Regions from separate parts of the Homo sapiens genome. Here region 2 is linked to region 1. A link is a contact called in ENCODE Hi-C or POLR2A ChIA-PET data. All regions are on one chromosome and are shown on one strand. Each heading gives the region's core, a stretch centred on a gene start or an enhancer-like site at or near the end of the contact. The rest is flanking DNA. Distances are from core to core; before and after follow the strand shown. Region 1 holds the start of THBS1-IT1 (THBS1 intronic transcript 1). Region 2 overlaps GPR176 (G protein-coupled receptor 176).

Evidence for each region. Hi-C counts contacts between places; a loop is a spot of excess contacts on that map. ChIA-PET counts read pairs that join two places held with the same protein, here RNA polymerase II (POLR2A). Pooled maps may share reads with other maps.
Region 2: a loop to region 1 is called in a map of Caco-2, with 2.9 times the contacts of the local background. The contact joins the enhancer-like site here to the promoter of THBS1-IT1 in region 1. A Hi-C loop is called at or near these places in 1 of 168 maps with a recorded cell type or tissue (Caco-2) and 9 of 50 pooled maps. POLR2A ChIA-PET finds 5 or more read pairs at or near these places in 1 of 52 experiments (WTC11).

The regions. Positions count from the first base shown.
Region 1 is chr15:39,583,780-39,588,295 of GRCh38, reverse strand. It overlaps THBS1-IT1 (THBS1 intronic transcript 1), which reads right to left and starts at 2,170. Exons shown (of 1, transcript NR_186398.1): 1 at 1,043-2,170. It overlaps THBS1 (thrombospondin 1), which reads right to left. Exons shown (of 22, transcript NM_003246.4): 5 at 4,109-4,308; 6 at 3,874-3,996; 7 at 2,733-2,826; 8 at 776-949; 9 at 78-254.
Region 2 is chr15:39,875,221-39,879,736 of GRCh38, reverse strand. The region is part of intron 1 of GPR176 (G protein-coupled receptor 176); the gene reads left to right. Among named protein-coding and RNA genes, the nearest start is that of GPR176, 43 kb to the left of the region's middle. Within about 2 kb of position 1,881, at least 2 of the 41 ENCODE cell types and tissues checked have a DNase peak (open chromatin) inside an H3K27ac peak, as active enhancers do.

The sequences.
Region 1 (4,516 bases), core at 921-3,420:
GCAGGCTGCAGATGCCAGGCAACCAGCTGGGCAGAGCTGCTGCCCATGCTCACCCTTGCAGCGGACCTCACACTTACTGGGGCAGGCGTCTTTCTTGCAGGCTTTGGTCTCCCGCGCTTCGCCTTCACAGGGTTTCCCGTTCATCTGGGGGCTGGGAGAGTTGCAGAGCCGGATCCTTGTGATCACACCATCACCACATGTCACAGAACAAGATGACCACGGGGACCAGTGGCTCCAGCCACCATCCTGTTTAACTAAAGTACAGAGTTGATGGTCACAAATGGTTTTGGCTTAGAGACAGCCAAATAGAGGCTCCCATCAGGAGCACGCAGAAGTATTTCCAGGAAATGGTCAATGGCAACTAAACCCAGTGTACGGTAGAAATTGGCTCCTGGCCACATGCCCAAATGTCAACATGGAATGTTTTCTACCAGAGAACGGATAAGTTCGCTGTTTTTATGGGTTGCTGTTAATATCCTAACATTTACAGGGTGCTTACCATAAACCAAAACTCAGTGCTAACTGCTTTACATGCAGTATCTAAATAAAATGCTCAAGATAAACTTATCAAGAACTATTATTATCTCCAAGTTGCAAATGAGGAAAGAGCCTCAGAGAGGGTAAGTTGTGTTCAAGGGTGCACAGCTAAGCAGTGGGATTGGGATCCAGAGATCCTAGAACCCGTGTTCTTAATATACATGCTGTGGAGCTGCCCTTGGTGACGACAACAAGGACAGGTCAGTTCTCCACGTCCCTGAGAGGCTAAGATGCTTACATCTCTTGTCACACTCCTGAATGTGGCAGGTCCGTGTCTGGACCGAGGAGCCCTCACATCGGTTGTTGAGGCTATCGCAGGAGCGGCCGCGCTGCTGAATTCCATTGCCACAGCTCGTAGAACAGGAGGTCCACTCGGACCATGGAGACCAGCCATCGTCCGCAGAGTCGCTGGCTGCAGGGGAAACAGAGGTTCATCAGGTACGTGATGATTAGGACAAGCTGTTCTTTAGAGGGCTCTGTTCAGGGCCCTCCACTTGCCAGAGGGTGAAAAGCAATATATTTATTTCTTTTTGGCTTTACTGAGGTATAATTGACAAATATTATATACATTTAAGGTGTATAATGTGATGTTTTGATATACACATATATTGTGATTACCACCGTCAAGCTAATTAACACATCTCCATCATCTTACAGTTACTTTTTTTGGTGATGACTTAAGATCTACTCTCTTAGCAAATTTTAAGCATACAATCCAGTATTATTAACTATGGTCACCATGGTGTACATGAGCTCTCTAGAACATAATATGAGCCGGCACAAAGTTGCAGTTATACAGGATGAAAAGCAACATATTTCTTAGGCCAACGGCCCAGGGGTTTATCCCAGGTCATGATGTGTACAGCAGTGGGGTAATCGGATGCTTTGCCTGGCTCAGTACAGCTGAGCCTTCCCACAGTGTATGCTCTCCTATTCATTGATTTTCTTTCTCCTCTCAGCATTGCAAATGAGTTTTCCTTTACTGACTTAACATATCTGGGTAGGCATTTCCAGTCTCAGACTTCCAAGAATGCGCGAGTATGAGGAAGCTTATAGGAGTCATTTCTGTCAGGGGAGCCATACACCATGTGTTTGACAGATGAGTGTGAAGGCAGCCGAGCTGTTGTTGGTTCTGGCTCCAACTCGGCCGTGAGTTAGTCAGTTTGTTGTTCCTCTCACCCCAGCGTTTGGGGCCTTCTCTGCACATATTGTCATAAGAGGACAGCATGTTTGTTTACCATCTGCCCAGGCACCACGGCTACAATCACATCTAGCTGTATCAGACAGAAGACAAAGAACTTACTTTCTGTGGTCATTAGTTGTAAGTTTTCTTAGCAATCCCTGATTCAAGTTCAAAACTTTGCTACCTCCAGCTAGCTTTGTTCCTTTTAACGCACATGTTAAGTGAATGCGGAACAGAAAATAAATGTAAAAACGACCATTACAGTGCCAATATCGCTAATATGATCCCTGGATGGAATTGGTTATTCTGAGCTGTGACAAGGGTGTGTTTGTGTGTGTGTGCATGTGTGTTTCTGTGTGTGTGAAGGGCAAGTGCTGTTTTCCTGTTTTCTTCCTTATCTTAGTTGTAATGAATCACTTTTATAACTTGTACCTGCTACACTAAGTATTGTCTCAGCAAAGTCATTCATTTTACTGGTAACAAAAGCCAGGGATAACGTGCCATGGAACGATATCGTGCCTTATTTCTTTTGGTGCTCTAGAGCTCAGATTGCTGCTATTCTCTTAGGCCCTCTTATCCCTACAGATGAAAGGGGCAAAACTTCCAGGCCCGATCAGGCCAATGCTTACACAGTAAGCCTGTCAATATCTCTGGTGAGCAGATTTTTCTTAACTCTGTGCCACTAAGGTCAAATTCTAAAAGCAGTCAACTTAGAGCTGTTGCTGCCACGTCTTCATCTCTTTTCCTCAAAGCAAAAAATCAGAATTAATGAGCTATACCAAGATCTTCACTGCCATTACTGCAATCCAGATGGGTAATTACGATGTACTCATAATGGAGTTTTGGCTCTGTACAGCAGATAAGCTGTCAGTTAACCAGCTGCTGCAGCAAGAAACTGAATGGAAGCATGATGGAGATGGGGGTGGGGTTCCAGTGTTGTGCTCGGCTGTCTAGGATGTATGTAGAACTGACCTAGTCACTGAAGAATAGCTATGCCATTTGAGAAACTTACGCCAACAGCGAGGACAGCATTCTCCATCAGGAACTGTGGCATTGGAGCAGGGCATGATGGGGCAGGACACCTTTTTGCAGATGGTAACTGAGTTCTGCAGGGCAAGAGAGTGAGAGGGGAACAGGCTGCTGAGCATGTTGCATACAGAAGTCTACATCCTGTAACATTTCCTTTACAAGCCAAAACATGGTCAGGGCTGTCAATGCTCTAGTGGAATGATTTTCATAGATCTGTCTCTGTCATATTTGCAGCCACCACTATCGTAGAGACAGTTCTAGTGCTAGTTTACGTGTCACTCCATTCCTTGGAAAGTTCTTTTTAATTGCTACTTAGTCAAGGGTGGAAGTTACAGTACAAAGAATTTATAGCAGAGGAACCAACAAACATCATGGGTCAAATCTATGTCTGAAATCAAACTCAGAAAATTCAGCCAGGACTTTTACATTTTTATATTATGTGTTTGGGGGGAGGAAGGAAGATCTATAAGCACTTTTTCCTCATCTATAGATCTGTGATCTGTCTTTATATTGGAAAAGAAAGGGAATTTAATGAAGTTGGTTCCCACAGCCAGTCATCTGTGATTTGTATTTAAGCAAATTCAAATACTTTGCTATTAATAGATAAGCCAGGTGAACCTCCAAACTCACTGGCCACTGGCATGCGGGGATGCTAGAGTGAATCACACACCTGGCAGTGCCATCTGAGCAAAGCAGACAGTAACATCCTAACAGTGTCAGACTAAGTGATTTGAAAAACAATTGCTACTGTACTAAAAGAACCTATGCCAAAGCTGAATATAAATCAGGGTTGGGAAAAAAAAATGAATGTTCCAACCAGGTTTTATTTACCTGACATTCAACACTTAGTCTTTGAACTAAGGTAGGTAAATTATTCAGATGTCTTAGTAGATTCATTCTCTTAGATACTTAGCCTGGGGTATAATTAATACTTTGATAAACCATCTGAGAGTTTAAAGAAGAACTTATAGATGCCATAATTGCATCTTAAAGAAAAAAAAAACACTTTGTTATCAGGCCATGGAACATAAAAAGAATCTCTGTGGCGATTAGGGTATTTCCCCAAAGATGTAGGTTCAAACAAAAGCCGTCGATTCTTATTCTGGCTGGTGAAGGTCCCTTACCTGACAGTGACACTCAGTGCAGCTATCAACAGTCCATTCCTCGTTATTTCTGTACTGAACTCCGTTGTGATAGCATAGGGGAGGCCGCCTCAGCTCATTGGCCAACTCTTTGTTCTCTTCAGTCTAAATGGGAGAGAATATCATTAGTGTCCCCCCGCATTTTCAGTCATTTGGGACCATCTGCGATAAACCTTCCAGGGTTCATGCTAACGGGCTGGGTGCAGAGGCCACTGACCACTTTGCGGATGCTGTCCTGCAGCGTGGTCACAATGGTGCGCAGGCCCCTGAGTTCCAGGACCATGCTGGACAGCTCATCACAGGAGATGCCGCAGATGGCTTGCAAGTCCTTTGTCTTGTGGCCAATGTAGTTAGTGCGGATGGCAGGGCTGGAACCATTCACCACGTTGTTGTCAAGGGTGAGGAGGACACTGGTAGCTGGCAAGAAACAAAATGAAAACTTCAAATAGATACTCTTACCAACCAGCCTCTTGAGTTCTTAGTGGTAGAAGACGTTTCATTTGGTGTGAAGGATGCAGGTAGAGGGGTTGCGTGTATGCGCACGTGTGTATACGTGTGTGTGTATAATACCCCTTGGAGTCACTTCTGTATGCCTCTTGATGATCTCACTGGGGGTAATTTATGT
Region 2 (4,516 bases), core at 632-3,131, 290 kb before region 1:
ATTCCCAACTTCGAGGTGGGGTGCCCAGGAGACTGCACAGCATCCAGTGGGGAAGCGGGCCCTTGGGTTTTGGTTAAGGCCAAGGTCTGTGAGGTAGGCACGATGTTGTCAAGTGTTAGTCCTGTCATGCAACAAGTTGCAGAGGGTCCAGTAAGAGGTTAGAGAGGAAAGGGGAGTAAGGTCAAGGAGGGGGAGCTCTGAGCAGCATGGGCATGAGGGTTTGAGAGTACAGTTTTGCACATATGACAAGGATGTGAAGTGTGGTGGCATTAATTGGCCTGAACATTTCAATAGACCTTTGGGATGAAGTTGCTTTAGGTTTCCCACAGGCATCTAAATATCAGCTGATGACCACTGACCTGTTCCAGTCAAGGCTGTGTGGCTCCTGGGACCATATTTTTCCAACATTACTGAAGGAGGTTAAGTGGGCTCCCAAGCAGCAACACCCTCATTGGTCAAGGTTTTAGTACTGGACAGGGAGTTAAGAAACAGGGTTTTAGGCTAGCTTTGCCTCTAACCTACTTTATGGACCTGGGCGAATCACTTAAACTTTTAAGGCCTCACTTTCCTTATTTTTAAGTGAGGGGTAGGCCCAGTAGTCTGTAAAATGATAGTTGACCCATTTGTTCTCTAGTTTTCTTCCATTAAATGTGGCACTTACGGTACTGTTGTAGTATCATTACAGCACTCAGTAACCTCTCAGTAATCTTCACCAAGGTGTACCACCCTTCAGGCCTAGCCACATATACATACATCCAGCAACGCCTACTCTCATCTTACCTCATCTGTGATGTTCAGGAAGGACCGTGTCCTCAGTGCCTAAATACATAGGGGTTTCTTCAGTGTTGGCCTTTCGGCCAGCCACCCCTCCCTGACTGTCACTCTGGTCATTTACTTTTTGTTTTATTCTCTTCTTTAGAATAATAGTGAGCTTTATTATCCAAAGAGCTTTAAAGTGGTTTTACAACTAAAGGCAGGAAACCTCGTACACTGGTATGAATGTAAATTAATTGGAACAACCATATGGAAAAGGGTATATAGAGGTTCTTAAAAAAACTAAAAACAGAACTACCATATGATCCAGCAGTCCCACTTATGGGCATGTATCCAAAGGAAATAAAATTGGTATCTCTAAGAGATAACTGCATTCCTATGTTCATTGCAGCATTATTCACAGTAGTCAAGATATAGAGTCAACCTGTGTCTGTAGACAGATGAATGGATAAAAAAATGTGATACACACACACACACACACACACACACAAATATTATTTGGTCACAAGGAAGAAGTCTTGTCATTTGCAACAGCATGGGTGATCCTGGAGGACATTGTGCTAAGTATAATAAGCCAGCCACAAAAAGACAGTACTGTATGATTTCACTTATATGTGGAATCTAAAAACATTGAACTCATGGAAGCAGAGGGTAGAATGATGGCTGTCAGGGGTGGGAGAAATGGGGAGATGTTGGTCAAAGGGTAAAAAGGTTCAGTTGTACAGGATTAATATGTTCTGGAGATCTGAGGTACAATGTGGTGACTACTGTTAGTAATACTGTATTGTACACTTGAAATTTGCCAAGAGAGATCTTAAATGTTCTCAACACACACACACACACACACACACACACACACACACACAGGTAACTATGGGAGGTGATGGATATGTTAATTAGCTTGATTGTGGTAATCATAATGTACATGTATATCAAAACATCATGTATACCTTGAATATATACAGTTTTTATTTTCAGTTATACTTCAGTAAAGCTGGGAAGAAAGAAGTGCTTATAGTGAAGGAAAATGCGGCTGTGTCATTGTTTTGAACATCTCTGTTGGGAAATACTGCATGAGTAATGGAAAGAGCATGGAGTTGGGGCAGGGTGCGGTGGCTCACTCCTGTAATCTCAGTGTTGTGGGAGGCCAAGGCGGGCAGATCACTTGAGGTCAGGAGTTTGAGACCAGCCTGGCTAATATTGTGAAACCCCATCTCTGCCAAAAAATACAAAAATTAGCCAGGTGTGGTGGCGTCTGCCTGTAGTCCTAGCTACTTGGGAGGCTGAAGCAGGAGAATTGCCTGCACCCGGGAGGTGCAGGTTGCAGTGACCTGAGATCCGTCATTGCACTCCAGCCTAGGCAACAGAGCAAGGCTCCAACTCAAAACAAACAAACAAAAAAAAAAAAAAAAGAAGAAGAAGAAGAAGAGCATGTGATTAGGAGCCAGGAGTCCTGGGCTTGATGCATCTGCGACCTAGTTCATAGGTGAATGCTAATTTAATACAAGGCAATAAAATGTTTAGAAAAATATTTGCTCACATTTGATGGAACATCTTTTGTGTTTGCCTACATTTGGATTTGGGGGAATTTGGGGTGAATATGACTATAAATGAGTGTGTTCAGGGATGTTCACTTAAACGTATCAGTGTGGCTGGGGTTGGGGGAGAGGAGAAACTTATTCTCCTCTTAGCTTTGTCCTCCATCTTGTTTTTGTGTTTTCTGGCAACAGTAACTTTGATAAAAGAGATCTTCCCAAGCCTGATGAGACAGCAAACTAGGGAATGAAAGAAGGGAGGATATAAATAGCACTGAGGACCAACATGGATTTTTTTAGGTGTTTCAGAGCTGCTAGACTCAATAATTGGGTTTTCTTATGAGACTTTTAATTGCTTTATTAAGAAAAATAGGATAAAATAAAATTGAACAAATTAGGCAGCCAAGCTCTGGAACTAGTAAAGAAGGCTCTATTTGTGAGTTGAAGAAGTAACCTTATTTTTTCCCCCTGATTCTAAGACTACTTTGAAGGAACAGAAGATAATGTAGATCACCTATTCTCTTTCATTCTCTCTCTCTCTCTGTCTCTGTCTCTGTCTCTCTTTCTCTCTCTCCCTCCCTCCCTCTCTCCCTCTCTCTCTCTCTCTTTTTGTAACAGGGTCTGGCTCTGGAGTACAGTGGTGGGATCTCAGCTCACTGCAACCTCAACCTCCTGGGCTCCAACCATCCTCCCACCTCCCAAGTGGCTGGGACTACACACCCAGCTAATTTTTGTATTTTTTTTTTATAGAGAGGGGGTTTTGCCATGTTCTCACTGTGAAAATTTACTACCAGAAAATAGGCTAAGAAAAATAATAGCTTTCATGAGATACTGGATAGGCCATTCCATAATAATAGCAATAGAAATTAAATTATAAACATTAACATAAACATCAACATCATTAACATTATATCCCTCACTGAAACAACTGGTAGAACACCACTTTGAGAATTGCAGCTCATACTGATCTTGTATGCAAGAAGATGAGAGAGAAGGTGTGTTTAAATCCAATTTTATTAGGCCTTAGTTCGCTGTGCACAAGAGGGTAGTAGCAATGGATTTAAGTTCAAAGGAAAAAGAGGTTCCTGAAATTCTCCCTGAAGTGTAGCATCTGCTATTTATTTCACATGTTTACTATCAATTTTGAATATATGTTAGTAGGACCATGAAAGAAGTTATATGTTTATGCAGCTGAAGCATTTATTTTTATTCTTCTGCTCAATTCTCTTCTTCTTCTTCTTTTTTTAAAAATATGTATTTCTTGAGTCAGGGTCTCACTCTGTCACCCAGGCTGGATCACCCAGGCTGGAGTGCAGTGGCAGGATCGTGGCTCACTGCAGTCTCAAACTCCTGGACTCTAGTGATCCTCCCACCTCAGCCTCCTGTATAGCTGGGACTACAGGTGTGTACCACCACACCCAGGTTAAATACATATATATATTTAAATTAAATATATACATATATGTAAATTAAATATATACATATATTTAAACTCATATATATATATGAGTTAAACATTGGGAGGAATAAAAATAGATTACAAAATATTGCAAAAAAGTACACACCAAATAAGTCAGATGATGACAGGTGGTGGTTTGTGTATGTGGAAGAAACTTCTTTGAGTTAAGCAAGATGATAAAGGGAGTATTTTAAATTTTTATCATACTTAATGATTTTAAAAACATTTTCACATATGTTATTCACTTTTCTCAACATACCCATTAGGTAAGGAGGCTCGGCACTAAAACCCCATTTCCTACATGAAGAAATTGCAAGTCAGGATTTGACCAAGCTCATGGAACTGAGTGGCAGATTGGATAAGAATCTGTTTGCTGACTCTTGATCCAGTGGGCTTCCTAATACTGCCGATTGTCTATGAATAGATAGCATTGAAAAGCTCAATATTTACAAATGAGTCAATTTTGCTTGTATGTGAGAACATATGCAGTTCTCCAGGAATGCTTTAAAGTGTCAGCTCCAAGAGTGATATGAAAATATTTGTCCATCTAGCATGGATTCTGCAAAGACAAGTATTTATCTGAAAACACCTTACCAAACAAATTATTTCTTTGTAGTCAAAGAAACAATAGAAATTCCAATTTGTATTGTCATGATAATCTAAGACATTTTTAGAAACGGTTGGTTTTTGCTTTTATCAGGCTCAAAAAGCGAGATAGTGGCTCCCATATTTAGGAATTTTGAAACTA